5 separate regions of the Homo sapiens genome follow, and all the other regions are linked to region 3. A link is an interaction called in ENCODE POLR2A ChIA-PET data of the cell type or tissue named here. Cell type or tissue: HepG2. All regions are shown on one strand. Each heading gives the region's core, and the rest is flanking DNA. Links, peaks and the distances in the headings are about the cores only. Region 1 overlaps IRF2BP2 (interferon regulatory factor 2 binding protein 2). Region 2 has its middle 15 kb from the start of LINC01348. Region 3 holds the start of LOC107985365 (a long non-coding RNA gene). Region 4 has its middle 9.5 kb from the start of LINC00184. Region 5 has its middle 3.6 kb from the start of LINC01348.

Region 1 (5,848 bases), core at 966-4,965, 270 kb before region 3:
GGCTAAGACTCTCAACAGCTTTTTTCTGTTTTGCAGCTCACACATACAGTCGGCTCAGGCAGACGGCCCAAGACAAGCCTGTGCCAAAGAAATGCTGATTTAGTCTGACCCAGACAATCTCTACTCCCACATGTCACTTCTCTGCAGAACTCTTACTAGTATGGCAAATACTTTAAAAATCATACAATAAAAGAAGGCAAAACCTCAGTAATTTGAGGTTCACTTTTAATAAACTCTTTCCATGCATTAAAATAAATTGAGGCCCTGAGCTCTGGCGAAATGTTTCCGGGTTTTTAATTCCCACCGCCCCCCCACCCCGGAGGCATAAATAGCCACATACGCAATTCAAAGTACTCTATTTGAACTAGTATAGGAAAGATGTTTTCTATAGATATTGCAGATAAATTTGCAATGACTTAAATATTTATCTGCTAAAGTTGCTGAGTGCCTCCACAACAAAACCGAACTCATTTTTTGTGCACGATGGGCATCTGAATGCTACCTGATGGTGATGATATAGAAATACTAATTGCTAAGTAAAAGTGGTAAGTGATGTGATCTACAGATTATGTAATGTAGTTCATTTCCCCCAAAATGTAAACTATATTTAGAAATATTCAAATGTGACATTATTACCCTATACAGGATGTCTTATCTCAGCATCAAGGGCGTCTGTAGAGCTGCTGGAGGAGGCTCTTTAGATTACGCAATCTAACTTCTGACAGCCCATTCAAAGGATGAGAACCGGTGCCTTGAAGCTCTCAATTTAAACTAGGAATCCTGTAGTCTAGTCTCTAGACTTATCTGACCTAGGCAGAAATCATCTCCTAGAGGCTTTTCATGGCTGATTTTGTGATGTTTTACTTGCACTGAAGATTTATTATTCCATGTTTTGAGTTAGTGTTATACAGTGCCATTCTATATATTTTCCAAATAAATGTTTGTCTTACAGAAGAAACTGTTTATACCATTCTAATAGGGTTGTTTAATAAGGAAATTTTACTCAGTTGGGTTTTGGATTAAAAATAAAAGAACAGCTTTTAAGATACAATGTCTAAATGATTCTCAATAATGATCTGTCTATGGTATAGTTACTTTTTGTCCTAAAATACCTTTTCTGTGGGTTGTATGGATTGTTTTATGTTGTGCCAGGCAGATGTGCATAATTTTCTGATTAAAACCAGTGCAAATACAGACTTCATATTCTATAATCTTTTAAAGAGACAAGTTACACTTCAAATCAAACAATCAGAGAGCTGTTTCAAATCAAGCATTTTAAGTTAAGTTGTATTGACATGGGGAGGGAGCAGATGACACACCTAATGAGTTAAAACAATGTTCACTGTTAAATTAGGTATAAATTAATGTAATAACTAGGGGTAGTGTGGGTATCCCTGACAAATTATGGATTTATCTGAGGATTAATGGAGGAATCCACAGATAATCCATAAATCTACCCATTTTCTATCTTCTAACCGCTTAGCGAGTAATTTATAAATTGTCTATTTGTGTGCTTTTTAAGTTACAGTGAGGGGTTCAGACATATTAAGGAAAATGCAGGCTGTCAAGAGAAACAGCAACAAGGGATCTATAGAGTTTGTAATCTGGAAAGTCACACCCGTAATTTTTATTTGATTGTAGTACCATTGCTGTCAGAGGCCTAACCAGTGGCACTGAAGGAGTTAAAACAGTCCCCACCCCCACTCCCGATTTCTAGAACCCCACGATAAATTGGGTAAATATGTATTCCATTCATTGGTGCATCTGACCTTGGTCTGTGACAGAGGAAAGGCGTGTCTTCTCATACTGTTCCCTATGAACAAAAGGCAAGCAAATGAGGGTGACTCAGGACTTCTCATGGCCTACACACAACTGAACATTTTTCTGAATGATTCCACGTATACACTTAGGAATCAGGAAGAGAAACATTTTACTCTTCACTAACCAAATAAAACCATCTATAAATCATATGCAAAACAACTTTTGAGTAAAGAGGGACTTAAAAGTCTAGGAATTAAAAAAGGATTTCCATAGTTTCCTTTTAACTCTCCCCCAACTCCCCTTTGGGGAATAAACAAAGACATCTGCCACATCAAGAGTCTGGTTTGTTTTCTTAACTGAAAACGAAATGCAGTCATTAAAGTATATCTTTGGGAAGAGGTTTTGAAATGTTGAGAATTACTTCTACAAGCTGCACTATTTTCAATTTCACTAAAAATAAAATTTAGCATTTTTGTTACAAAAACATAGTTCATCCTATTTCTTTTAACCTAGTTATTACATGAAAAATTGTTTATCATCTGTAACTTGCTAAGAATATGGTTTCTTGAAAACCTTAAATGGACTAATAATGAAAAACTATTAAAATATATATAGTGATGGGCCCCTCCTAGTTACCAGACCACCCTAGTGTAAATATATTCAAGTACACATTCACTGTTGCTGTTTAATTTAAAACATATAGTAACTCTATGTATATCCTAGCCTCCAACTCTTTATGAGTTTCACAACTTCCTTTCATAGAGAAGTCTGCCAAGCCATTAATCAATAAAAAGAGTAAAAGCTGCAACATCTAGGAAATTTCTTATTATATGAGAGTAGCCAGTAAAATGTGTCTCAGTGCTTTCTACCTTTTATCTCTATTTATAAATTTAAGTTTCAGGATATCAATAAAGCTCATACATGGCTTTGGCTTTTTTCATTCCTAAGCTTTCCAAAGTATAAGGCTTTTTTTTTTTTTAAATCCCTTTTGTCTTTAGCGCATTTCCTATGGCCCAACGTAGCTGTTTTATTCCAAAGCTTTTCAAAGAGCAGCTCCAGGTCTTGAGAGTCTTTCCAGTGTCGTCACTATCTTCTCTTTCCAATCTACCATTGCAGAATGGCTGGTTCTGCTGCTAGTTGAAAAATAAACAAATGCTTTCTAGCCGTACTTTGTTCAGCTCTTTTATCTGTGTCCCCTATCCAGTTGCCCTTTCCGCAGTCCCTGGCACTTCTATTTTATACCATCAGTTGCCTTTTTGTTCCATGTCTTTTATCTCCTGAAGTTCAGGCAAACCCCAACCCCAAACCCACACATCCTTTAGTCACATTGCCATTAGTGATTAAAACAATAGCCATTCTAAGCTTGCTTTAGAAAATTAAAAAAGGCCTCAGAAAATGTTCAGTGCTCCCAATTTTATTTTTATTTAATGCTAAAAGTTAAAGAAAAAAAGGTACTGTAAATCTGACAAATGACAGAATTCAGGTGATATTTCCATAGCGTGATTTTAAAATATAATAATGTTGGTATCTGAGATTACACTCACTTCAGTTGACATGAGTTTCATCATATATAGAAAAAGTATCACCTTCAACTTAAAAAAAGTAAAGGTTAAAAGGTGGCACACTTTTAAAATACTTGGTGGCCAAGGAAAGGTATATAGTAAAAGTTGTAAACCATGTGTATGTTCTCATAACTTTAAATGTGAGGCCACATGAAAGACAGTACATCTGTTAAATTCTATAAATTGTTAAAAGCAAAAAAGGGAAAGCTTCAACACCCCATCCCCTAATATTTTGAGTATTAAAAGCACAGCTGAAATATTAGGATTTGAAATCTGATACTGCCCATGTACAGTAAGTAGCTTTGTGACATTTTTATCCAGCTGTGGAGAATCTCTGCACTGTCATCAGGTACAACAAAAGATCAAACCCATGTCCCGATGTTAACTTTTTAACTTAAAAGAATGCCAGAAAACCCAGATCAACACTTTCCAGCTACGAGCCGTCCACAAAGGCCACCCAAAGGCCAGTCAGACTCGTGCAGATCTTATTTTTTAATAGTAGTAACCACAATACACAGCTCTTTAAAGCTGTTCATATTCTTCCCCCATTAAACACCAGTACAGAGAAACCACAGGTTGCCCTTTCCACAGCTGGATAGACTTATCCAAAACGGCAGGATGGTTCTGTATTAATCTTTTTGGAAAGCATGTCTGTATTAAGATTGCAAAACATACAGATAGCTACCACAAATTAGGTCAAACGACTGATCAAGTTGTAACATCTGTGAGGTCAAATTCCAAAGTGCCTAGATACACATTTATACAACAGACCATAAGAGCTGAATTCTTTACAAATGTCTTTATGGGCATGTAAAATTGACTCTGCATTTCTGCATGTGTGCATTCACATAAGAGAGACCAGTCTGCACTGAGTCATATATACTCCAACTTGAAAAAGTAAGTGTAACAACTGGTTAATCATGCAAGTCTGTTTGTAATATAACAATGACTGGTAAAACATGAATTCTCGCACAGTAGTAATAGGTGCACTCATTAAAAACACTACGGAAAAACACTGTATTTGGTGCAGTATCTGATTTTCAAGTGTTAGTAACTTGACCATTAAAAAATAGTTTTGAACAATTTAAAAAGGAAAGACAAACATATAACTAAAAAAGAATCCAAAGTTGGTAAAAATCTGTATTTTCAAATGTAAATAGAAGCTAGGCTGTGAACCATACACATAAATTGTAGACCTTGAAGCCATAATTCAGCCTAATTATAAGGCCAAGTTACAAACACCTGAACGTAAGGATTTAAAATAGTGTTCCTGTCAATGTTAAATCATAACAGCACAAAAGAAAAACCAGTATCACTGTGAGACAACTATTTCTAATAATTGATGATTTATTGGTTTTAAAAAAATCATTTTACTGATGCAAAATAGTGATCAAAAGAAATTAGTTTACAAAAAGACTTCTAAAAATATTTTGAGAGGTGGGGCCTGTCTATTATATAAAACCCTTAATTTCTTTAATTTCCACTAGTTTATCATTTTTTTCCAGAACAGTATTATTCACTTGGTATTTCAAACACATGTTAAGAAGGAAATTACAGGTTTCCTCCACCCACATTTGGGCTGTCACTGATATGCCCAAGGGCAGTCCTGGCAGCACCACGCGGCTGTTACTGTCATTGTACCATACTGTATTCAGCACTCACTAGAAACAGGGTATAGGTGATAGTATCAACAGCAATAGCACTACAGGTAAATGATAAACAAAACAAAACAGAAACAAAACCAATCCCACAATCTCCAAGTTCACCTGGACTGTAACTTCTCTTGCAACTCTTTCAAAATAAAGGACAACAGCAACAACAAACAGACCTCTAGGGTGTTTAAAAAGATGAAGTGGCGCTGCAGAGCTGGGCTCTGCTCAAAGATGGCAGTGCCATCTTGTACACACCACCATCCATTATAACCGCCTTCCATCACTGGAATTGTATCTTATGTAACCAACTAGCATGCAGCATTGTAATCTTACAACTGATCACGTGGACAGTGAACAGCGGTCAACTTTGTCTTAAAAAAAAAAAAACAAAAAACCCCAAAAGACCACACAATCCTGAAAATTTCCCAGCAGCACTCTCAGTCATCAGTATCTCAGGAACTGAACTTTTGAGCAAAATAGAGATTCAAAATCCACTTTCCTACTCCTCTGAGGACAATGTTTCAGGGTAAACTGGTGGTATTTCCCAGTGGCATGCCCACTTGACAACATGCCCGTTCGATCATTTCCTTTCCTTCTCCACCACTTGGCCTCCGGCCTGAGAAAGGGGCCAGCAATAAGGAATGACAGACAGTAAGGCAATCTTACAATGTCAGAAAATGTATTTGGCTTTTTTTTTCTTTTTAAAATAAGTGCATACAAATACAGCTAGAAGCATTTCTGATTTGCCAAGTGCTCTAAAAAAGCAGCGCAAGTCACAGCCTACATAGAACGGTAACTGTCACCAGGATAATAAAGCACAAAGATATGCTAATAACGTTAACAAAAGAAAAAAATGTCTTTATAAGTACATAC
Region 2 (5,848 bases), core at 597-4,596, 210 kb after region 3:
GATGGAGAATAAGACAGTTGTTACCAGTATTGGGGGTGAGGCAGAGGAAATGGGGAGGTGAATGCGGAAGGACACAAAGCAGCAACTATGCAGGATGAACAAGTGGAAAGATCTGATGTACAATATGAAGACACACTTAGTTAACAGTGTACTGTATCCAACATCTTTGCTAAATGAGTAGATTATAGTTGATTGTAGCTGCTCTTACCACAGGGGAAAAATACGTACCTATGAGAGATGACGGCTATGTTCATTTGCTCCACTCTGGTAACTGTTTTACTATATGTACATGTACCTCATAACATCACATTGTATACCTTAAGTATACACAATAAATTTTGAAAAAAAAAAAAAAGGGGCTGGGCGCAGTAGCTCATGCCTGTAATCCCAGCACTTTGGGAGGCCAAGGTGGATGGACTGCTTGAGGTCAGGAGTTGGAGACCAGCCTGGCCAACATGGTAAAACCCCATCTCTACTAAAATACAAAAATTAGCTGGGCATGGTGGCGCACGCCTGTAATCCCAGCTACTCGGGAGGCTGAGGCAGGTGAATTGCTTGAACCCAGGAGGTGGAGGTTGCAGTGAGCCGAGATAGCACCACTGCACTCCAGCCTGGGTGACAGAGACAGACTCTGTGTCAAAAAAAAAAAAAAAAAAAAAACTCATGCCTGTAATCCCAGCACTTTGGGAGACTGAGGCAGGTGGATCACCTGAGATCAGGAATTCAAGACCAAACCCCTTCTCTACTAAAAATACAACAATTAGCTGGGCGTGATGATGCATGCCTGTAGTCCCAGCTACTCAGGAGGCTGAGGCAGGGGAATCACTTGAACCCAGGAGGCAGAGGTTCCAGTGAGCCAAGATCACGCCACTGCACTCCAGCCTGGGCAACAGAGCAAGACTCCATTTAAAAATAAAAATAAAAAAAGAGAGGGCCAGGCGCAGTGGCTCACGCCCAAAATCCCAGCACTTTGGGAGGCCGAGGCAGGTGGATCACCTGAGGTCAGGAATTTGAGACCAGCCTGGACAACATGGTGGAACTCCTTCTCTACTAAAAATACAACAAGGAGGCTGAGGCAGGAGAATCACTTGAACCCGGAAGGCGGAGGTTCCAGTGAGCTGAGATCATGCCACTGCACTCCAGCCTGGGCAACAGAGTGAGACTCCGTTTCAAAAATAAATAAATAAATAAAAAAGAGAGGGCCAAGCGCAGTGGCTCATGCCTGTAATCCCAGCACCTTGGGAGGCCAAGGCAGGTGGATCACCTGAGGTCAGGAATTCGAGACCAGCCTGGCCAACATGGTGAAACCCCTTCTCTACTAAAAATAAAAAAATTAGCTGGGCATGGTGATACGTGTCCGTAATCCCAGCTACTCAGGAGGCTGAGGCAGGAGAATGGCTTGAACTCGGGAGGCGGAGGTTGCAGTGAGCCGAGATCGTGCCACTGCACTCCAGCCTGGGTTACAGAGTGAGACTCTGTCCTCCTCCCCACCAGCCACCCCCACCCCCCACTGCAAAAAAAAAAGAAAGAGAGGCCAGGTGTGGTGGCTCATGCCTGTAATCCCAGCACTTTGGGAGATTGAGGTGAGAGGATCTGGCTTCAACCCAGAAGTTACCAGCCTGGGCAATCTAGTGAGACCCCATCCCTCCGAAAAAACTAAATATTAGCCGGGTGTAATGGCATGTACCAGTAGTAAACTCCTGGCAGGAGGACTGCTTAAGCCCAGGAGTTTAAGGTTGCAATGAGTTATGATGGCACTGCTGCACTCCAGCCTGGGTGACAGAGCTACAGAGAGAGAGAGAGACAGAACTGAGAACCAGAAGAGGCTAAAGCAAGTAGAAGAAGGCAAGCGTCCCTTCAGACCACGCCTCCACCCACCCTTGACCCTGCGAGAGGGATTTAGACACAGTGGCAGCTGGGAAGCCAAGAACAGAACACATTAAGCCTTGCAACCTAATGCCAAGATTCCGCCCGAGAGACCCCATTTCCTGCCCTCTCTGCACATTCCTTCCATTCCTCCCAAGCACCTTCTCCCACTGCTATTTTCTTCTTTCTTCTAGAAAACAAGTCATGTGGCCAGAAGGATGTCAGGCACTTCTGCTTTCTCTTTTAGATTCCCGGGTTCTTATAAGGTTTTCCTGGCCTTCTCTCTGCCTGCAAAGCCCCTGGCACCGCAGAGGCCCCCAAAACACACAGGATGATAAAGCTCTAGAGAGACAGGATGGAAGCCTGGGTGCATGAGTGCGGGAAAGAGGGCACAGGGGCTACTAAATCTTTGCCCAGATGGCGGGGCGGGGCTGGGGGAGCAGAGCAGCAGCAACAGGCTGTGAAGTGATTTTGTTCTGTTCAGTTAGGAAGGAGGTGGGTGGAAATGACAGTTTGGAGCCGATCAGAACAGAGGAAACTGTTTCAGGAGAAGCTGCCTCCCTTCTCCAGTTCTAACAGTGCCATCAAGCGGCTCGAGGAGCAGGCGCAGGGCAGTGCCTCCAGACAACCTGAGCTGACCCCTCAGCAGAGGAGCACGAGGCTGGGCAGAGGGGCAGCTCTCAGCACCCTGCCTGTGGCAAGGGCCAGTCTTCAGCCTCCCAGACAGATGGCCAAACACCTTTCCCTAGAACGATCTGCAAGGAGGTGGGTAAGGTATCTCCCCAGTTGTAGGAATAATGCACAAGCACCTTGATGGATACGGACAGTCAAGTTTATCAAGGTCCTGCGAGGCGCTTCACTGGAACACACTGGGACAAATGCCATCGTCCTGTAAAAGGCGCCAAAGCACATTTTCAACCTGAGACGTGGTCAGTCACCAGGGCAAGCCTGTCAATGCCATCAGGCCCTTGTTGATTGATGTTCAAAGGAGAGCAGAGGACAAAGAGGACAAAAGGGCGCTGGGCAAAACCAGCTGTGACCAGCACACCAGGGGGAAGGCTCATAGGATCCTCCAAGCTAAATTTATTGTTTCACCTACTTCACTCGCATTCCTTTTTGAATTCTGCAAATCAAAATCTATTCACCTAAGAAATACAAGGCTGGGCACGCTGGCTCACGCCTGTAATCCCAGCACTTTGAGAGGCCGAGGTGGGTGGATCATACAGTCAGGAATTCGAGACCAGCCTGGCCAATATGGTAAAACCCTGTCTCTACTAAAAATACAAAAATTAGCTGGGCTTGGTGGCGCATACCTGTAGTCCCAGCTATTCGGGAGGCTGAGGCAGGAGAATCACTTGAACCCAGGAGGCAGAGGTTGCAGTGAGCTGAGATCACGCCACTGCACTCCAGCCTGGGCGACAGAGCAAGACTCCATCTCAAATAAATAAATAAATAAATATAAAAATTAGCCAGGGTGGTGGTGCACACCTGTAATCCCAGCGACTGGGGAGACTGAGGCAGGAGAATGGCTTGAACTTGGGAGGTGGAGGCTGCAGTGAGCTGAGATCACGCCACTGCACTCCAGCCTGGGTGACAGAGCGAGACTCTGCCTCAAAATAAATAAAGAAGGAAACAAAAGACTTTCTCAGCAGTTGTGTGTCTGGATAACCGCAAATGAGGAGGAGGTGGACAAGGAGGAGGGAGAACATTCTACAAGGAGCCCAGGACCCTAGGGTGGGTCCAAGCGCTGACATTAAGTCACTGTGCACCTCTGAGGAGGTAGCCTCACTCTCTCAGCCTCATGTTTATCAGGTGTAAAAACAGAGGCTTAGAACGAGATCCATAGTTTTCTTTTTTTTTGAGACAGAGTCTCACTGTCTTCCAGGCTGGAGTGCAGTGGCGTAATCTCTCTCACTGCAACTTCTGCCTCCTGGGTTCAAGTGATTCTCCTGCCTCAGCCTCCCGAGTAGCTGGGACTACAGGCACACGCCGCCATTCCCGGCTAATTTTTGTATTTTTAGTAGAGACAGGTTTCACCATATTGGCCAGGCTGGTCCTGAAATCCTGACCTCAGATCCACCCTCCTTGGCCTCCCAGAGTGCTGAGGTTACAGGCGTGAGCCACTGCATCTGGCCAGATCCATGGTTTTCTTTTTTTGTTTTTTGTTTTTTGTATTTTTTTGAGATGGAGTCTCACTCTGTCACCAAGGCTGGAGGGCAGTGACGTGGTCTTGGCTCACTGCAACCTCTGCCTCCTAGGTTCAAGCGGTTCTCCTGCCTCAGCCTCCAGAGTAGCTGGGATTACAGGCACCTGCCATCACACCTGGCTAATTTTTTGTATTTTTAGTAGATTCGGGGTTTCACCATGTTGGCCAGGCTGATCTCGAGCTCCTGACCTCAGGTGATCTACCCACCTCAGCCTCCCAAAGCACTGGGATTGCAGGCACGAGCCACCACGCTCAACCAGATCCATGGTTTTCAAAACCACAGCTCCTCAGACCCCAGGGGAGGGGAGGAGCTAACTGGATGGACTTTGGCCCCCATCTCAGTTTACCAGAACAATTCATTCATTCTTCTTTCATGTTTCGCGTTTAGGTTAAGATTTTATTTGAACAAAGTGTTCTGCAGTCTTGTGGGCACTTTTGGAGGGATCTGCCCTGCCCATGGCTCTCAGAACTGTCCCCCATGCCCACAGAGTTGACCTGAGGTCAGGAGTTCGAGACCAGCCTGAGCAACATAGTGAAACCCTGTCTCTACCAAAAAATACAAAAATTAGCCGGGCATGGTGGCCTGCGCCTGTAATCCCAGCTACATGGGAGGCTGAGGTGGGAGGATTGCTGGAGCCCGGGAGGTTGAGGTTGCAGTTAGCCTTGATCAGGTCACTGCACTTTAGAATGGGTGACAGTAAGACCCTGTCTCAAAAAAAAAAAAAAAAAAACTTAAATTAAAAGCAAAATGTTCAGTCAGGCGTGGTGGCTTACACCTGTAATCCCAGCATCTTGGGAGGCCGAGGCAGGCGGATCATGAGGTCAGGAGATTGAGACCATCCTGGCTAACACGGTGAAACCCCGTCTCTACTAAAAATACAAAAAATTAACCGGGCATGGTGGCAGGCGCCTGTAGTCCCAGCTACTGGGGAGGCTGAGGCAGGAGAATGGCGTGAACCCGGGAGGTGGAGCTTGCAGTGAGCCGAGATCGCGCCACTACACTCCAGCCTGGGCAACAGAGCAAGACTCTATCCCAAATAAATAAATAAATAAATAAATAAATAAATAAATAAAATGTTCAATACAGCATATCATATAATGACTCAGTAAATATTAATGTTTTTATCACTTCCATTGTTGATATATTCAAAAGTTGTTTGTAAATCATTCATGTTTTCCTGTTGCTATAAAATTAAATTTCAGAAATATCATGGACTACACCTACCAATAATACTATAAATTTTAATTTCAAAACTATTTTCTTATTCATATCTACTTGGACTATACCTACCAATAACATCTAATGCTTTTCTTTAAATTTATTTGTCCTAAAAACTTCCATCCAAGGACTTACATATTTGTAGATAGGCTAATTTACTCATTTGTCCACTTAATCTTTTTTTTAGATGCTCTGAGATTTACCAAAGAAATAGATGGCAAAAATCCCTTCACTAAGCGTTTCCAGGGTAGAATTTGAAGAAATCATAATTTTAAGTGTATATTTCGTAAATTAGGTTTCTTAGATTTGAGGTCACCTGAGTTCCCACAGTAAGAGATCAAAGACTCATATATTACCAATATGAGAAAAGGCCTCCAAAATTTGCATTTGTCACACTTTGGGTCACAGCCCAGTCGTGGGACCTGAAATCAATTTAATAGATCAGAACCAGCATTTTAGATTTTTTTTTTTCTTTTTTGAGACAGAGTCTTGCTCTGTCACCCAGGCTGGAGTGGTGCGATCTTGGTTCAATGCAACCTCCGCCTCCTGGGTTCAAG
Region 3 (5,848 bases), core at 1,260-5,259:
CACCTGGCGAATTTTTTTTGTATTTTTAGTAGAGACAGGTTGTCACCATGTTGACCAGGCTGGTCTTGAACTCCTGACCTCAGGTGATCCACCTGCCTCGGCCTCCCAAAGTGCTGGGATTACAGGCATAAGCCACCACCGTGCCTGGCCCAGTGTCAAAGGGTTTTAACAGAGCCCATGGAATTGCTCTAGAAGGAACACTTCTAATCTTTTTTCTTTTTAAACATTTTTTTCGAACATGCAGAAGAGAAGAAAAATCTTGTTCTTCAAGATTGTGGCTGAATTTAACTATATTTACTAATAACTAAATACATATAACTATATATATGTAATAAGTAATAACAATATATATAAAATAAGCTATAATGGTTTTTATATGATATATAAACTACCAAATAAGCCTATTTGGTCAATAGTGTGGTATTTCCACCTTGTCAGTAAGCCAATATCAAACAACATATATTTGCATCAGGAGAGAAACTCTCCTGTTCTCTGAGACGGGATTTGTTGTCCTTGGTCCCCAGCACCCAGGTGACCGTGCAATGCCGTGAAGGGGCCCCAGGTGTTTCTGCCCATCTGGGCCTAAACTGCTGAATGCAGCAACCCCATCTACCCTGAACCCTCCAGGCTGGCCCAGCCCCTTCCGTGGCTGACACAAATGAGGGTTTTACGGTTACTTAATGGAGGGTGGATGTTACACAGCATGGCATAAGGTCAGGGTGCTGAACTTCTGCCCAGAGAGTCTATAGCCTTCATTCTAATTCTTCTTCCTCCCCTTGGACAAGTCGTTTAACCTCCCTGAGGCCTATTTTTTTATAAAAATCATTTGTGAGGTGTGAATTACATTATATGTGTTTCTGAAAGCACAGGGTAAATGCAGTCTCCCTTCCCACGTGCTATTCCTTCTCCTTGGAATATATCTGCAATGTTCTTTCCTCTTCCGCTTCCCCTCCTTCTAGCAAACTTCTATGCATACCTTTAAGACTCAACTTAGAAGCTGCCTCCTCCAGGAAGCCCTCCTATACCCCAGCAGTCTGAAATGGGTCTCTCTCATAGCATTCAGGCTTGCTCTCTTATGCCACTTTGGTCTGTCTCTGTCATTAGACAGTGAACTTCTTGCTAGCAAGGTGGGTCTTGGCCGTTCTTGTTTTGTTGTTTTTTTTTTTTTTTTTTTCAGATGGAGTCTTGCACTGTCATCCAGGCTAGAGTGCAGTGGTGAGATCTCGCCTCACTGCAACCTGCGCCTCCTGGGTTCAAGCGATTCTCCTGCCTCAGCCTCCCGAGTAGCTGGGATTACAGGCACCCACCACCATGCCTAGCTAATTTTTTTTGTATTTTTAGTAAAGACGGGTTTTCACCATGTTGGCCAGGCTGGTCTCGAACTCCTGACCTTGTGATTCGCCCACCTCGGCCTCCCAAAATGCTGGGATTAGCGGCGTGAGCCACCACGCCTGGGTCTTGGCAATTTTTAAACCCCCAGAATCTAGGGCCTGGCACAAGATAGATTCTCAAAAAGAGCTTGCTGAACAAATGAATCATAAAGCTGAATTCCATAATCCAAGCCACATTTTCTCATTTACTCACAATATGGCACACAGATTATGCCTCTAGAAATAAACAAGGTCAGAGGTTGTGAGATGAGAGGTGGGTCAGAAAGCAGGGCAGGGTCAGGAGCTTCCACCGCCCTGACACCTCAGGCCCCGGCTCCAGCAACCCCACAGAATGACACAGCAACCACAGAAGGGGATGGCAGCCTCCTGCCCCTTGCCAAGCTGTAAAAAGTAATGGCAAGAAACCATGTCCTAATTTCCCTCCTCAGATCATGCCAGCTTGTGGAATTTAACCACGAGAATATTGATAAGTCCCGGAAAAAGGTTGGAGGACAAAGTCGATGTCTGTCATCAGCCAGGTTCCGCATGCCTGAATTGCAGAGTCATGGTGGATCTTAAGGGTCATCTAGTCTACCCTCTGCTCTGTGTACAAACCTCTCCGAGCCAGCGGTCACTCCCAGTCATGGGGTGTTTCAAAATCTCCAGACTTGAAGTTGTAAGTGGAGTGGCAAAGACAAAATTCACTCCATGATCCCTCCAATGCAGGGACGTTTTCGAGACTCAGTGGAGCACTTCGGATACACCACGCATTGCCTTGGGAACCACAAAGAACACAGAGATGAGACGTCATGCCTGCCTCCAAGGCTCAAGCTTCAGATGTGGCAGAAAGGCCGTTTCCACAGTGGGCATAATTGAGGGCACCTAGAGTCAGGGCCGCAAGCTGGACATACGTGGTGGATGGAGACAGAAGCCATGTGGGGACATTCGGCAGAGCAATGGACCCCCTTCCTTCAGAAATTCAACCAAATCCGATGGTAGACTTGATTCCAAAAATTAATTTTCAGAAGGGAAATTTCAATATGGACTGGGTATTGAATGATAGATAGCAAGGAAGTGTTGGCAATTTTTAGGCCAGACGACCATAACATCATTACGTATAAAAATGCCCCTCTATTTTAGAGATGCAAAATCTAGTACATAGATATAAAGTGGCGTGAAACATTAAAGCAACTCAGAAAGAAATAAGTAGAGGCAGGGATCCATGAAGCAACTGTGGTAAGATCTTGATAGCCATGGATTCTGGGCGACATATGGTTCAGGTGCATCGTGCACTCTCTCTCCTTTGGGAATGTTTGAAATGTTCATAATTTAGAAAAGCTGAGAATGAAAGGAAGGTGGCCCAGGAAGGAAGAAGCACTTTCAGCTGGGCCTTAGATCGCGAGCAGGAGCTCACAGATGGAAACAGACAGGAACGTTATTTGCAGGGGGGCCCAGCTCATCAGAGGCCCCGGGTGGGAGGGGTTGGCTATGGCTCAGGAGTTCAGGTTGCCCCTGTGTGGGTCAGAGTTCCAAACATGGGGCCCATGGCTCCTGAGGGCCACCTGTATTGACCTGTTTCTCCAGGATGTGGTAAGTGCTGTGGATCAACAAGCAAGGCAAAGTACTCCACAGATGCCAGTTCCTGCAGGCAGGCCGCGGGGAGGCTGCCAGACAATTTTCCAGAACAACCTGTTCGTTCTTACTGCGCCGGCCCTGGCCTCGAGGACCGTGCGTACTCACTTCATCACTTGCATAACTGGTGGATCCAGGCTCCCGAGATCAGCGCCCCTCCTGAGCTCCATCGTTTCCCTGTGCGGGGGTCTACAGTCTTCTTGGGAATATACTTCCTGTTGCCCCTACTCTGGATTTCCCCATCTCCAGAGGGAGCAGATCAGAGGAGGCGACACGGGAGGGGTGGATGAGGTCACCTGCCCAGGGGGGCATCCGCCTGCCACACCCCCTGGCCCGTCCTGCCCTCAGTCTGGACCCTTCCTCCCCTGGCACTGTCTCTGGAAGGAAGTGGGCTTCCACAGGGCCTAATCTGCTGCTGCTGCTGCCCTCTCACACGGACCTCCACCACCGCCCACCTCCCCAGAGGCCACCACAGGCCTCTGCTGGGGCACGCTGGGGTTTCAGGGCCTGCCATAATGTCCTACCATCTCATCTCTGGGCCCGATTTGCCCCGGGCTTATCCAGTTTCTCTAAGATCATGGAAAAAATGAGCCCTGGTCATATCTGCAGAGCAGCCTTGGCGTTGACCTCTTGTGGCAATTGCCTTTGACAGCCTGAGAGTCATTCAGAAATTGCCTATGGTTCACTCGGGGGAGGTGGGTGGTTCCTCTCTTGCAAGCTTATCTTCACTTTGCAGCCCTGGTAAGTAACTGCTGAGCGTTGCACAATCAGGGAGAAAATATTTACAATGAAAGTTGATCCAGAAAGACTTAGACAAGGGTCAGTGTACCTTCAGTTTAGCCTGACCTCTTCCAGATGAAGTGACTTTGGACAAGGGTTGTAATCTCTCCATGCCTTAGGGAGAGACAGAGACATATGGTACAAAAAGCAGGAGCTTCAGAGTCAGAGAAATGAATTCGAATCCTTCCTCCCCATTCACTAACCTGGGAGTTTGGGCAACAGGGATCATCTCAGATTATATTTCCTATCTCAGAGTATTTTGCAGATTAAATGAGATAAACTCGAGATGGTCTGCAAGGTATAGGCACATGCCACCACCTCCTCCTCCCACATCAATACAAAGTTCCTCATCTTTTTTTTTTTTTTTTCTTTGAGGTGGAGTCTCACTCTGTCACCCAGGCTGGAGTGCAGTGGTATGACCCCAGCTCACTGCAGCCTCTGCCTCCCAGGTTCAAGCGATTCTCCTCTCTCAACCTCCCAAGTAGCTGGGGTTACAGGCGCCACCATGCCCCGTATGGTGGGATTACAGGCCGCCACCATGCCCAGCTAATTTTGTATTTTTAGTAGAGACGGGGTTTTCCCATGTTGACCAGGCTGGTCTTGAACTCCTGACCTCAGGTGATCCACCCGCCTCAGCCTCCCAAAGTGCTGGGATTACAGGCGTAAGCCACCGTGCCTGGCCCCTCATCTTTTTGATAAGGGAGTTGGAGGGGATGACCAGCAAGGCCACTTTCGGCTCGGACCCAATGCAGTCCCAAGAAATCACAGGAGCAGTAAGTTATTCTCCTTCCTGTGTCCAGCCCCAGGCTCCAGTCTCAGCCGGTATTCTAAAACCATCAGGACTCCAAGAGGTCCAGGCAAAGTCTGAGCCCCACATCCACTCAGCCCCCAGTACCGCTGCTCTATCCTCCGCGGGCTTCTCCGTTCCATGGCCCAGTGGGGCTCTTCCTTCCTAATTTTCTGCACTTTCTTGAGGGTTGCCGGTTAGGTAGGAATGAATTCTAAGACACTCAGACCTCAGCCACTATTCTGGTGGGTGGCACAATGGATAGAATCTTCCTTGAGCCAGACACTGGAAATGAATTCACTCCTTGAAGGCTGATGGCTTTGGACACATCTGCTCCTCAACGTCCTTGCCTCTCAAATGATAGCGTGGCCCAGCCACCCTTGGATGGTTAGGTGGGATTTTCTGCTGGAATTGTGCATCTTGGGAAAATGTTTTGAAAAGCCTGAAACTCTGGAAAGATGGGAGTAGGATGGAGACTCCAGTTTGAGTCTCTAAGCCAGGTCTGCAGGATGGGCCCCTCCAACTGAGTAAGTGCCTGCTGTCCTTTTCCCGGCACCCCCACTGGCCAACTCCTCCTCAGCCAGAGATGTTGGGGCTATTTCCATCTGTGCGCTAAACCCTCGTGGATGGGCGTGGCCACCTTTCCATAGGAAACCACCCAGTGGTAAGTCCTCTATCACCCTCTCGTGACCTCTAGGTAGGTGGCCATATGTCCCCTTTACCCAGTTTATTCCGGTGAATAGTGCCTCCTTTCATTCTCAAACAAGTGTCCCAGCTGGCACAAGAAAACACGGGGTCACTGCACCTCTAGGCCAAGTGACACCTCTACAGACACCGCCTCTGGGCAAGCTGGGTCACCTCTGCACGGAGTCGTTTCAGGGTGGGTCAGCCCCTTTGGACATCATGTAACGTGGTCATTATCCTCTACATCACTGTTACAAAAGAGAATGTAACTTCAAGGTAACAGAAGAAAGATCAGAGGGCACCGGCCTTCCTCCATGAGGACGCAGCTCCATTTGCAGCCCTGGCTGACCACCTTCTTTGGTCCGCTTCTCTTCTGTTTCGTTCTTTAGCCTAAGGCTTACCTCTGCCAACGTCAGCATGAGGAGGCGCCACGGCCCCCTGCACCCAGAGCTGCCCTGGCAGTGGCTCCCAAGGCCACGGAGCAGCCCCCGGCTGAGGAGAGGCATATGACAGCCAAGGACATTCTGCACCCAACAGACCGAAGCTCCTTATCCCAGGCTGATTGTTCTCGGCTATGATGGCACCATGGCAAGGG
Region 4 (5,848 bases), core at 1,029-5,028, 260 kb before region 3:
TGAGGCCTCTTCTCTTTAGCACTTAACAGGTAGCTGGATTTTAAACATTTGTCAGGCTGCTTTTATTCTGTCTACCTACCTCTCAATTATCTACCTATCTACCTATCCATCTATCTATCTTTGCATTATCAGACCAATTCATTATTCTTAACAATAGTTAAGAACATCAGTGTCTGTTCACTTTATGAACTGAGACACCAAGATAATAAGGAATCTGTCTTAAAACAAAGAAAATGTGTGGTTAAACGACAGTTAGAATTCAGGTTTCCCAAACTGCAGTTCTTTCTTTAGCCCACTGGTGGGCTACCTCCTATTTATATTTTCTTCATAGGTTCTTTTTTGCATACATGTAAATATCTATGCAGGAGATCACTGAGGGACCGTAGCTTCTCTTCATTCACCTGGCATGTGACCTGAGGCAGGTCAGCTGGACACCCTAGGCCAGTTTTTCTTGAGTGGAGGAGACGGTGCTGGCCTTGATGTCATTTCTGTTCTGACCTCTCGTGGTGGGTGGGGGTGATGGGAATACACAGGAATTTGACAAACCCAAGCCCAACATTCTTCTGACCCACATGGGATTACAAAACAATGCGGAAAAACTACCAGTAAATGCCTGCCCATTATTTGGGGGCATTGTGCCATCCAAATAAAGTCAGGAGGTTAAATGGCTACCAGAGCATCACATCATCGAGAACATCGTGTCTGCTTGGTTTGGGCTCAATCCCAGATTAGGAGACTCTAAACCACGGTCTATACTTAGTTTAAATTAGCCAGGGCAAAACATCTGTATCAGCATTAATATAAGCCCAACTTCAATGTCTCAGGGCTTATGGAAAATATTTGCATTTTTCTTTCCTCAAGAGACTGCCTTATTTCATATATGTATGTGTGTGTATGTGTGTTTATATATAATTTTATATGTATATGTGTGTATGTATATATACACGTATATGTGTAAATATACGTATATATACACGTATACACATACATATACGTGTATACGTGTATATATACATATATACATATATGCATACATATATATATACGGGCAAAGACTTAATATACTATCCACAGGCTATTCAGATTGTTCAAGAGGCTCTCAGTTGAAGAAGCAAACAGACAAACAAAACGGTTTCATACACAGGCAGGCATTTGGCTGAGTAGGTCGGCAGGATATGGAAACTTGCTTTGAGGTGTTTTTGGATTCTCACCTAGAATTCTACTACTTAATGGCTGTGTGGCTTCTTTGCAGGCTATATACTGAATTCATAAAGGATGTTATGAGAGTAAATTCAAAGAATTCTGATGTTTTGAAATTTGTTGTGACTTGGTTAACTATGGTGAAATGTTACATTCGTGTTACATTATGGCTTTTGTTTATACGGGTCTGATTATGGGATAACTTAATAAAGTTGTAAAAAACTCTATGTTTTTCAAAAATTCTGTGTTTTTCTTATGTGAAGAATTTGTTTCAACTATTCTTCAAACACCAGAAAAGGAGTCACCGTATACTTTACTTTTCATATAAAGATTACTCAATATATTTTAAAATGGGTGTTCCAGAATTAGACTTCCAGATTCCTTGAATTGAGAGTGTGGAAAAGGATAGGCAGCTCCTGTAATAGGAGACATTCTTTTAAAAGCCTGGAATGCTGAAACCCTCTTAGACTGAAAACATGTCAGGACATGCCTTTTTGGGATACTGTCAAACGGTTTAGGCTCAGAATTCCACATTCCGTACTTTTGAAGTTGTTTTCTGTTGGCAAATGACCTCTTGATTATTTTCATGTGGTGAGTATTCAGGCCAACCTTTTTGGTTCCAAGTGATTTAAAAACACACACACACACACACACATAAAAACAAACCACTCTGAAGTGTCCATATTTTAGCATAAAGTTAGGAATTATGCGAGTGCTGGGTGTATCACGGTCAATTCTGTGAGCCTCGTCACAGTTTATAGCCGAAGTCAGAGGCTTCAAAATCAGACACACATTGACCTGGAATGCTTTATTCTGCAGTGCTCATTCTTGATTCTCAGAAGTATCGCTCCTGTGAAAAACTTATCACCATTAGGGAGCTGTCATTTCCCTGGTAAAATTAAACAGCAATTTCATTCACCTTTGCTTCTTTTTGGATGAAGGCTGGCAATGGTTTAAGGAACAAATAAATGAATGAATAAATGAGTGGAGTTCCCTCCTCCTGACTCAGAAAGGTGCTATTTCCCCTCACGCAGGAGATACAACTTCCATGCAAGCCAGTTCTCCTACTACATAGAGCCCTTCTGTTTTTAGGAAGTTCTGATTCATGGATTGGAGAATTGAACTAAATTAGTATACTGTACAGCATGGGCCTGGTTAAATTAAACATAAATGCTCTGCCCCCTGCCACCCACCTCACTGTGACCACGGAGAGTTCATTTAACAGGCGCCACTGTCTGTGAGACCCAAACAAAGGTAGCTGACTTCAAACCCTGTCTACATTTGCCTTATTATAGACCATGTGTTAGTAGATGTTGTAATATTTTTTATGAACCAGTAGGATTCTCAGAATGCTTCAAAACAGGCATGATATTGGGTGATGATTTTATTTTAAGTCTCATCTCGATTTAATTTTGTGAGAATTTTTTAAAATTGTCTGTTTTATTGAGAAATTGCTCAGAGATCATATACAATGAGAAACTCGGCTAGAAGAAGATAAACAAAACAAGTATAACAGAGACAACGTTCTTTTAAAACATTTCATTTTGCAGACCAATAATAAAACTTGTAAATCTTTTAAAAATACTTTTCTTATGGTGTATAAATTCTGATATTTTACTTGAAGCTAATAAAGCCACCATAGAGAAGAAAGTTAATTTTTTCTTCTTTAAGCTTTCCATAGGTAGTATAATTTAAATAATTCTGTGGTACAGTTTCAACACCTCAGATTGAGCACTTTTGTTTACGAAGTAAGAACAGTAATCCTCATGTAAAAAGGTGGTATTGCTACCCTAGACAGCAGATGGTGTTATTAAATACACAGGCAAAGTCTAAGGTCATAAGGAACTAACAATTAACCAGAAATACGATCTGTCACAGTCGTTTAATGGGTAACCTAACAGATATATACCGCTTGTATTCTTCTGAGTGGTGGGAGGTAAATAGTCAAGCTTCAGAGCAGTTGCACAATCGTTTAGAAATATTGTAATTATATTCTTATTTAAGCATTTAGGGAAACCAACAAGCGAGAAAGAAAGTGAAAATCAGTGTGATTTCCTCATAATACTGTGTCCTGTTAATCTGCTTTGAAAAATACTTTACAAATTCAGACAGCACAATTTCATAGCTATCCCTGAATCTAACTCGTCTCCCCAAACTAGGAATGTCAAAATTTTGAATTTTTTACTGCCAGTCTCAGTTGTTCTAAGATCTCTTTACATTATCATAGGTATAATTTTTGCCCCTGAAGTTTTCGTCGTGTGAAGGTAAAAAATTGGAGCATACACAACAGCAAATGGAAGCAGGGTGGCAGGAGACAGCTGGGAAACTGTAGTGGGGAGGAGAGGCAGTCAGCTGGTGGGGTGGACCGTAGGAAGAGAATGGTCTCACCAGTAAGGAATGGGTGGCACTATTAAAATCTGGATGTGGGCTCAATTTCTATTGTAAATCAAATATAAATCTATCACTAAAATAGGAGCTGGATACACAGTGCCCAAGTCCTCGTGAGAGTTTCCCAAGAAGGGTTTACCATGGAGAATGTGTCATCAGTTCCTTTTCAGTTAGGGCTTTTGAGGATGAGGAACTGAATCCTAAATTCACCCAAAGGAAAAATGGCCAACAGGGCAGCAACTAAGCCTGGATCACAAAGAACAAACTGCTTGGTTAGAATTTGGAAGAGTGGCTGGGTGCAGTAGTAATATAATCCCAGCACTCTGGGAGGCTGAGGCGGGAGGATCACTGGAGGCCAGGAGTTTGAGACTGGCCTGGGCAACATAGCAAGACCCCCATCTCTACAAAAAAAATACAAAAATCAAGGCCAGGTAGAGTGGCTTACACCTGCAATCCCAGGACTTTGGGAGGCTGGGGTCTCTACCAAAAAATTAAAAATTAGCCAGGTGTGGTGGTAGTGCATACCTGTAGTCCCAGCTACTAAGCAGGCTGAGGCAGGTGGATTGCTTGAGCCCAGGAGGTTGATGCTACAGTGATCCATGAACCATGATCACGCCACTGCACTCCAGCCTGGGGAACAAAGCGAGACCCAGTCTCTAAAAAAAAAAAAAAAAAAAAAAAAAAAGTTTGGAAGAGTGAACCTTGTCCCATAGGCAAATAACTACGAAGCATACCCAAGAGTCATGACTCTAGCCATTGTGTCAACCAATTGTAAAAACAGCATCTGGAAAAGCAAAAACATCCTCAGTGCCCCAGGTGAATAGAAGATGAACAATGAAAAGCAAGGTTCAGAGGTCACTGGCTGATCAGGCTAAAAAAGTGGGTAGATTCCAATCTTCGGACAAAAACTATTCTTAAAAGACAAAAAGTTATTCAGTTTCCTTGCTGTTGGATTTGGTGAGGATGTCTGAGTCCCAGAAAATGCATACTAATAAGGACTTTTTTCTTATACAGTTTCATGCATTTATATATGTTTATTTAAATTTCTCTAAATTTAATTTGAATAAGGCAGGCAACAGCATCTCAGGGCACAGACTCATAACTGGAGACCTTCATCCACAAGCTTAGCTAGCTAGATTTTCCGTGTGGCCAGGACGCCTGCTGAAACTTCCAGCAGTCCTCAGAAAAACTGATGAGATACCCTTGGGCTGAATGAGTAAGAACTTTCTGGAGAGTGGAAGACTGGTGAAAGTCCAGCTGGAAAAACATATGGCAGCAGAGGCGGAAAGAGTGCTTTATGACCGGGAGCTTTATAAAAAAAATGTCTGAAGGCTCAAGGCAGCCGTTACAACCTAAGATCCTACTAAGCATGATGGATGTTTTTACTTCTAGGATTGTCTCCAATTTACCTGGACCACAGCCAGCACCGTATCCTCAGGCACCCCATGGGACAGTACATACAGAAGAACAGCATCACACCACATCCTATCACCAAGGCCAGGATTCTGTGCCTCTGCCCCCCTCCCCACCTCCTTGAAACGGGGGAAGTAGGGGGAAGAGTCAATTCTTCTTGGAGCACATGAGATGGTAGCTTGCTGTGTTGTCCTGAAAGAAAACAAAGTTTGTAAATCACTGTAGATAGTTTTTTTTTTTTTTTTGTAATAGATATGTCGGGAGGGAAAATGACTATGGTAAATTCCATTCTCAACCACACATTAACTCAGAGAATTCTTGAGCTACACAGTGACAGACTGAGCTCAAGGAGAAAGACAGGCATTCTGAGTTTCAGACTACGGAGCCATTTGGAGGTGACATGTACAGAACAATGCACAGCTTTGAGATTTTATATTGGTCCTTCCCTGCCCAATGTCATTTCCAAACTAATAGAAAGGAATATTTTATTTTTTCATGTTAACTCTTCATTATAATCATCTCTTACTGCAATGACCATTTGTATCTGTTACTGAGAACAGGTATAACTAGCTTTAAGAACATTCTACATGGAATGATATATTCCTTAGAAAGAAATCAATTAAGAGGTGATTATTCACAATTACAAAAGGACCCTTTATAAAGTCTGTAATTTACCACAGGTTTAAAGAAAAGTACAGTTGACCTTTGAACAACACAGGTTTGAATGGCACAGGTACATGCATTGATTTTCTCTTGCTTCTGCCACCCCTAAGACAAAGAGACCAACCCCTGCTCTTCCTCCTCCTCCTCAGCCTACTTCACTTAAAGACAAAGAGAATGAAGACCT
Region 5 (5,848 bases), core at 781-4,780, 200 kb after region 3:
CAAGGACTGGAGCTTAGGTCCAGGTCTCCCCTTGCTCCGTAACTTTGGGCAAATGACTTAACCTCTCTTAGCTTCTGCATCTATACATCGCCAATAACGCTACGAGCACTGGGGAAAAGCAAATGAGAAAGTGGCTGCAGAAGTATTTTGTAAGCTGTTATAAAGCACCAGACAAATGACAGTGGTTCAGTCCCATGGAAAAACTGGTCACAATGGGTGACCGCTGGGTCATTACCCAAGGAGTTTTTTGTTTGTTTGTTTGTTTGTTTGTTTGTTTCTTGAGACAGGGTCTTGCTCTGTCACCCAGGCTGGAGTGCAGTGGCACAATCACGGTTCACTGAAGCCTCAACCTCCTGGGCTCAGGTGATCCTCCCACCTCAGCCTCCTGAGGAGCTGGGACTGCAGGTGCATACCACCACACCTGGCTAATAATTTTATTTTTTGTACTTGATCTTAGCTAAAAGGCTGAGAAGTGATATAATTTTATCTTTTGTAGAGATGGGGTCTTACTGTGCTGCCCAGGCTGGTCTCAAATGGCTGGGCTCAAGGGATCCTCCTGCCTCAACCTTCCAAAGTGCTGGGATCACAGGCATAAGTCACCAAGCCCAGACACCTAAAGATGGCTCATTTCTATGAGGAATAGAAATGATGTCCCTGAATCCATTTCTGGGACATGGAAAGACATAACACAATGTTTCTAGTACAGGTTGAATATGCTTCTCATTTAAATACCTAGGGGGCTAGGCACAGTGGCTCATGCCTGTAATCCCAGCAATTTGGGAGGCCCAGGCAGGAGGATCACTTGGGGCCAGGAGTTCAAGACCAGCCTGGGCAACAGGGCAAAACCCTGTCTCTACTAAAAATACAAAAATTAGCCGGGCGTAGTGGCGCATATCTGTAATCCCAGCTACTCAGGTGGTTGAGGCACAAGAATCACTTGAACCCAGGAGATGGCGGTTGCAGTGAGTCGAGATCACACCACTGCACTCCAGCCTGGGTAACGGTGCAAGACTCCATCTCAAAAAATAATAAACAGCTTGGGAATCACAGTGTTTTGGAGTTTGCATTTTTTTGGATTTTGGAATATTTGCATAATATGCTTATCAGTTGAGCATCCCAAATCCAAAAATCCAAAATCCGTAATGCTCCAATGAACATTTCCTCTGAACATCAGGCTGATGCTCAAAAAGTTTCAATTTCTGGAGGATTTCGGGTTTTTGGTTTGGAATGCTCAACCTATATATCAGTAACTAAACTTCCTGTGTAAAATCTGAGAAACAAACCCCATGCCACATTGCAAAGCATTGTAATAAGATGCCAAGAAATATCTATAGGTGTATGTATAGTACAACCTCTGCCCCAAAATCATTGCTTGGAGACTTGGGATTGGAACCTACATTGCATTAATGGCTATTATTTGAGCCTGCAATGAGATACAGTAGGTGGGTTCAACAGTGGACTCAGATGCCTGTAATCCCAGCTACTCGGGAGGCTGAGGCAGGAGAATCGCTTGAACCCAAGAGGCGGAGGTTGCCGTGAGCTGAGATCGTGCTACTGCACTCCAGCCTGGGTGACAGAGTGAGACTCTGTCTTAAAAAAACAAAAACAAAAACAGTGGGCACCATCTTCCCAAGAAATCCTGAATTATGTATCACCTCCCCTAGCATCCAGAATCACACACGGCCCCACAACCCACAAGGTCCTCCCTACAGGACCACACCCCTGCTCACCACCCTCACATCCTCTCTTGCTACCATCCAAGAGCAGCGTCCTCCCCCAAGCTTTGGACAGGCCACCCTCATTCCCCTCTCAGGGCTTTTCCGCAGTTGTTTCCTCCCGCTGGAATGCTGGTCCTCTGGTCTGGGTCCTTCTGCCCTTTGCGGAGCTGCTCGTGCAGACACCTTCTCTGATTCCCTATCTAAAATTTTTGCTCAGCCAGGCACAGTGGTTCATATCTGTAATCCCAGCACTTTGGGAGGCTCAGGTGGGAGGATCCTTTGAGCCCAGGAGTTCCCAGCTTGGGCAACACAGCAAAACCCCATCTCTACAAAAATATTTTTAAAAATTAGCCAGGCATGGTGGTGCACACCTGTAGTCCCAGCTATTCAGGAAGTTGAGCCAGGAGGATCACTTGAGCCCAGGAGTCTGAGGCTGCAGTGAGCTATGATCACACCACTGCACTCCAGCCTAGGAGACAGAGTGAGACCCTGTCTCAAAAAATAAAATAGCCAGGAGCAGTGGTTCACACCTGTAATCCTAACACTTTGGGAGACCAAGGGGGGTGGATCACCTGAGGTGAGGAGTCCAAGACCTGCCTGAGCAACATGGTGAAACCCCGTCTCTACTAAAAATACATTAGCCAGGCATGGTGGTGGGCGCCTATAATCCCAGCTACTCAAGAGGCTGAGGCAGGAGAATTGCTGAACCTGGGAGGTAGAGGTTGCAGTGAGCCGAAATCATGCCACTGCACTCCAGCCTGGGCAACAGAGTGAGACTCCATCTCAAAAATAAAATAAAATAAAATAAAATAAAATAAAATAAAATAAAATAAAATAAAATAAAATAAAATAAAAAAGTTGTTCCTCCTCTCCTACCCTCCCCTCTAGCCAATCTCTGTCCCATTATGCATTTTTAGTGTCCTTATAGCATGTCACTCTCTGAAATGATTTCTTCTTAATTTTATGTATTGACTGTCTCCTATGTCTCCTATGAACACCATAAAGGCGGGGCCACATCCCCCTCATTTACCACTGGAATGGAACAATTCCTGGGCCAGAACAGGGTGCTTAAAAAGCATCTGTTGACCCCCTCCAAGAGTCCAGTAACTTCAAGCAAGCTGAGCAGGAGAGCACCAACACCTCTCGAGTTGCCAATGGCCAGTTTCAACACCTCAGACAGTGGGGCCCACGGCCGAGCTCCTGCCATTGCATCTGAGGCCTCCAGTGCTAAGGGAGAAGCCCTGGGCCTCTTCCACTTTTGGCCTCCTTCTCTGCTGGAGCTGCACCAATTTCCACAGGAGTTGGTGACGGGGCACGAGTTGGCCCCGGTGCTCCACACCCAGAGCCCTGGGCAGGAGAGCACCTTCTCCCTTTCTTGGCCTCACCACCAGGACCGGCAAGCTTTTCAATTCCCCCATCTGCAAGACAGGGACAAAGAATGCTTTGTCACCCCACCTACTTCTCACGGGTGTTATGAAACAACTATTTGCTCGGAAAACACTTTGAGCAACTTGGGGAAAGGTGCCCGGGGCTCAGATGACGCCTGTTGCATTTGATCCAGGCCAAGGAAGGACTGTGCCAACTAGTCATCCGGTCACCGCCGCACCCCCCGGAGGAGCAGGAGGCACAGCAGCTTCTCCTGTGTCTCCAAGCCTGTGTCACAAAGCCCGTTGGCCGTGCCGTGGTCCCAGAATCTACCCACAAGGTGTGTGTGTGTTCCTGCCATTGGCCGTGCCGTGGTCCCAGAATCTTCCCACAAGCTGTGTGTGTGTTCCTGGGGCTGCCTGAGCCACTGGTTTCAGCAGAATCTGAGCTCTCTATGGGCCTGGACAGTGGCCTCCAAACACCCAGCCTACCCTTAGCCAAGAAGAAGGGCCGAGGGTCACCTGGGGATAACATACCTGAGCTCCTGCCCTGCCGGGCGGGGCTGAGATTTTGCTGCCAGCATCGCAGGCAGGGAGCTGGGAACAAAGGCAAGTAGTCTTGGCTCCCCAGCCTCGGGAGGGCAGATCGTAACCTGCAAGCAGGCAGGTGCCTCCTGAGCCGACAGCAGTGGCAGCAGCCACCTCGTTACTATGACAACCATACTTGGCCACCATCACTCTGTCTCCAAGAGGGGCCAGCCCCAACCTTGACCACACAGGGTCACCCAGGGCTGCCCAAGGTGGAGAATGGAGAAGAACCCAGGCGAAGGCAGGCCAAGGGCCGATGGACACACCTCCCCTTTAGTCAACAGCTCAATCTAAGCTTCAGACTGGACATTCGACTCAAAGGTGGGACAGGCCTCTCTCTCTCTCTGCAGCATTCACCCCAGGCTGCTGCTTCAAGATAAACCCCTCTCCCTGCAGGTGACTTCAGCAAGGCCTTTAGCAGACAGTGAACAGCAGACAGCATGCATGTTTAATTATAACTCTCTTGCATAGGCAGGGCTGGCTATATACAGTATGTCTGCCTGTTACTAATTATATTTACTTTCAAACGAAGTGGGGGAGATCTTCTGAAGATGAGTCAGAAAACAAAAAAGCCCTTCGTTGTTATGAAAGCAGGGGAACGTCTCCTGAGAGCGTCTGAGCAGCACTGTCACTGCCTGACAATGGAAAACCTGAGCGCCAAGGCAGCCAACCCAGTAAACACTGCACGCTGGCTTTCCTGGCCCAGCGTCCCTTCGAGCCAGTGCCTGAACTGCATACCAAACCACAATCAATAGGAAAGGCGTTCTCCCTCCCGGACAGAGTGGCATTTAGAGCCTGGCTGGCTCTTCCTGCAAAGACAGGGCGACTCGGCGATCTGCTGTCACCTTAATTGGGAGGCAGCGTTCCAGTTGAAACACAGCAAAGGTTTTTTCCCTCATCAAAGGAGAAGCATTCTGACCAGATGGCTGAATTGAAAAGGCTTCATCCTCAGCCTCCACACAGCCAACGGTGTTATTAATAACAACACTGCGAATGCCACAAATCACATGCGAACACCTAGAAACCCAAAATAGTCACCACACGCAGAGCAGTTGTCCGCGCCTTGGCGGCGATTAGGTCATTGTACTAATTTCAGCTGGACGCAGCCTCACACACATATGTGGACTCACATCCGTGTCTGTCTGTGTGTTTGAGGTCTGCAAGGGTGAGGTGCCCGCGGTTGTTTGAGGGGAACTGGTCCCCAGGCCCCACTCAGCCATCAGCTGCCTCTTCTGAGAAGACTGCGTGGGCAGCCCTGCCTCCTCTCCACACAGACGCCAGAGTAAGCCCAGCCGAGGGTGACACATCCGCCCAGGAGAGCCATGCAAACTCATACTGTTCAGAATGGGTTTTCCAATCGTTTTCTAAACAGTCACACTTGTTTTGTTTGCTTTCTTCCAGGAAGGCTGCACTGTTTTGGAAAAGTAGGGGGAGGACATTTTTTTAAATGAGTTCACTTCCTGAGTCTTTAAAATATTTCCCTGTAGACAGAGTATTGGGAAGCTGTGGCCAGAGGACAGAGCGGTCTCAGGTGGGCGGCACCCGGAGTATGAGGATCAGAGCGTGTCCCCCCACGCGCACTCTTCACAAGCCGGGGAACTGGAGTTGGCAACGAGACAGCAAGGAAGGAGCTGGGAGAGCATCCCTTCCCAAACCCCCATCCCACTTCCCACCACCCTCCAAGAAAATGTTTCTAAAGCCAGGTTGGAATTTGGAATGGGTTTTCCTGTTTGTCCGGGCAAGGTTGAATTGTGAAATCACATTATTCAAAAGAGAAGAGAAACAGTAGATATGAGAGACTAGTCACTGGAGATTTTATTAGGAAGGAATCATGAGGGTAGCCAGCATGAGTCAAAGTGCATTATTTTACCCGTTACTCGTGGTCGCCCTATGAAGCAAATGGTGGTGAGCCTATTTCACAGGTAAGGCCCCGAGAGGTGAGGTGGCAATCCCAGGGGCCCTCTACCCACTCCCACAGACTAAGTCGGCTTCCCTGCTGGACACCTTAGCAATCTGCACCATTCCTTCATTGCTGGAGTCATCACTGGAAGTGAAAGTTATTTGCAGGGTGAGTTGGCCTATGTCTGTCACTCCCCACTAGAATGAAAACTCCATGAAGACGGGGCTTGTCTTGCTCACCAAAGTACGCAGACTGGGCACAGTGCCGTGAGCACAGTA

Evidence for each region. Peaks named below come from ENCODE experiments on the same cell type or tissue, not always from the same donor. Only the 100,000 strongest peaks of a DNase experiment are listed, where the experiment ranks them.
Region 1: POLR2A ChIA-PET joins it to region 3 with 29 read pairs; 16 of 35 experiments call an interaction of 5 or more read pairs at or near these places.
Region 2: POLR2A ChIA-PET joins it to region 3 with 27 read pairs; 4 of 35 experiments call an interaction of 5 or more read pairs at or near these places.
Region 4: POLR2A ChIA-PET joins it to region 3 with 23 read pairs; 16 of 35 experiments call an interaction of 5 or more read pairs at or near these places.
Region 5: POLR2A ChIA-PET joins it to region 3 with 51 read pairs; 4 of 35 experiments call an interaction of 5 or more read pairs at or near these places.

The regions. Positions count from the first base shown.
Region 1 is chr1:234,601,110-234,606,957 of GRCh38, forward strand. IRF2BP2 (interferon regulatory factor 2 binding protein 2) reads right to left here. Exons shown (of 2, transcript NM_182972.3): 2 at 3,160-5,848. Among named protein-coding and RNA genes, the nearest start is that of IRF2BP2, 6.1 kb to the right of the region's middle. RefSeq lists a silencer at 1,678-1,847. In HepG2, for the core only: no CTCF peak of the experiment used is centred there; DNase peaks (open chromatin) are centred at 1,832, 2,932, 3,705, 4,957 and 1 weaker place; H3K4me3 peaks cover 4,000 bases.
Region 2 is chr1:235,081,443-235,087,290 of GRCh38, forward strand. No RefSeq gene overlaps it. Among named protein-coding and RNA genes, the nearest start is that of LINC01348, 15 kb to the left of the region's middle. RefSeq lists an enhancer at 1,118-1,640. In HepG2, for the core only: a CTCF peak has its summit at 2,450 (motif pointing left); DNase peaks (open chromatin) are centred at 2,419, 2,779 and 4,439.
Region 3 is chr1:234,872,791-234,878,638 of GRCh38, forward strand. It overlaps LOC107985365 (a long non-coding RNA gene), which reads right to left and starts at 4,036. Exons shown (of 3, transcript XR_001738533.2): 1 at 1,986-4,036. RefSeq lists an enhancer at 3,658-3,802 and a cis regulatory region at 3,721-3,738. In HepG2, for the core only: a CTCF peak has its summit at 4,275; DNase peaks (open chromatin) are centred at 1,931, 2,931, 3,731 and 4,211; H3K4me3 peaks cover 1,757 bases.
Region 4 is chr1:234,616,909-234,622,756 of GRCh38, forward strand. No RefSeq gene overlaps it. Among named protein-coding and RNA genes, the nearest start is that of LINC00184, 9.5 kb to the right of the region's middle. RefSeq lists an enhancer at 1-275. In HepG2, for the core only: no CTCF peak of the experiment used is centred there; DNase peaks (open chromatin) are centred at 1,693, 3,063, 3,538 and 4,303.
Region 5 is chr1:235,070,484-235,076,331 of GRCh38, forward strand. No RefSeq gene overlaps it. Among named protein-coding and RNA genes, the nearest start is that of LINC01348, 3.6 kb to the left of the region's middle. RefSeq lists an enhancer at 4,788-5,037. In HepG2, for the core only: no CTCF peak of the experiment used is centred there; DNase peaks (open chromatin) are centred at 3,208, 3,908 and 4,358; H3K4me3 peaks cover 1,961 bases.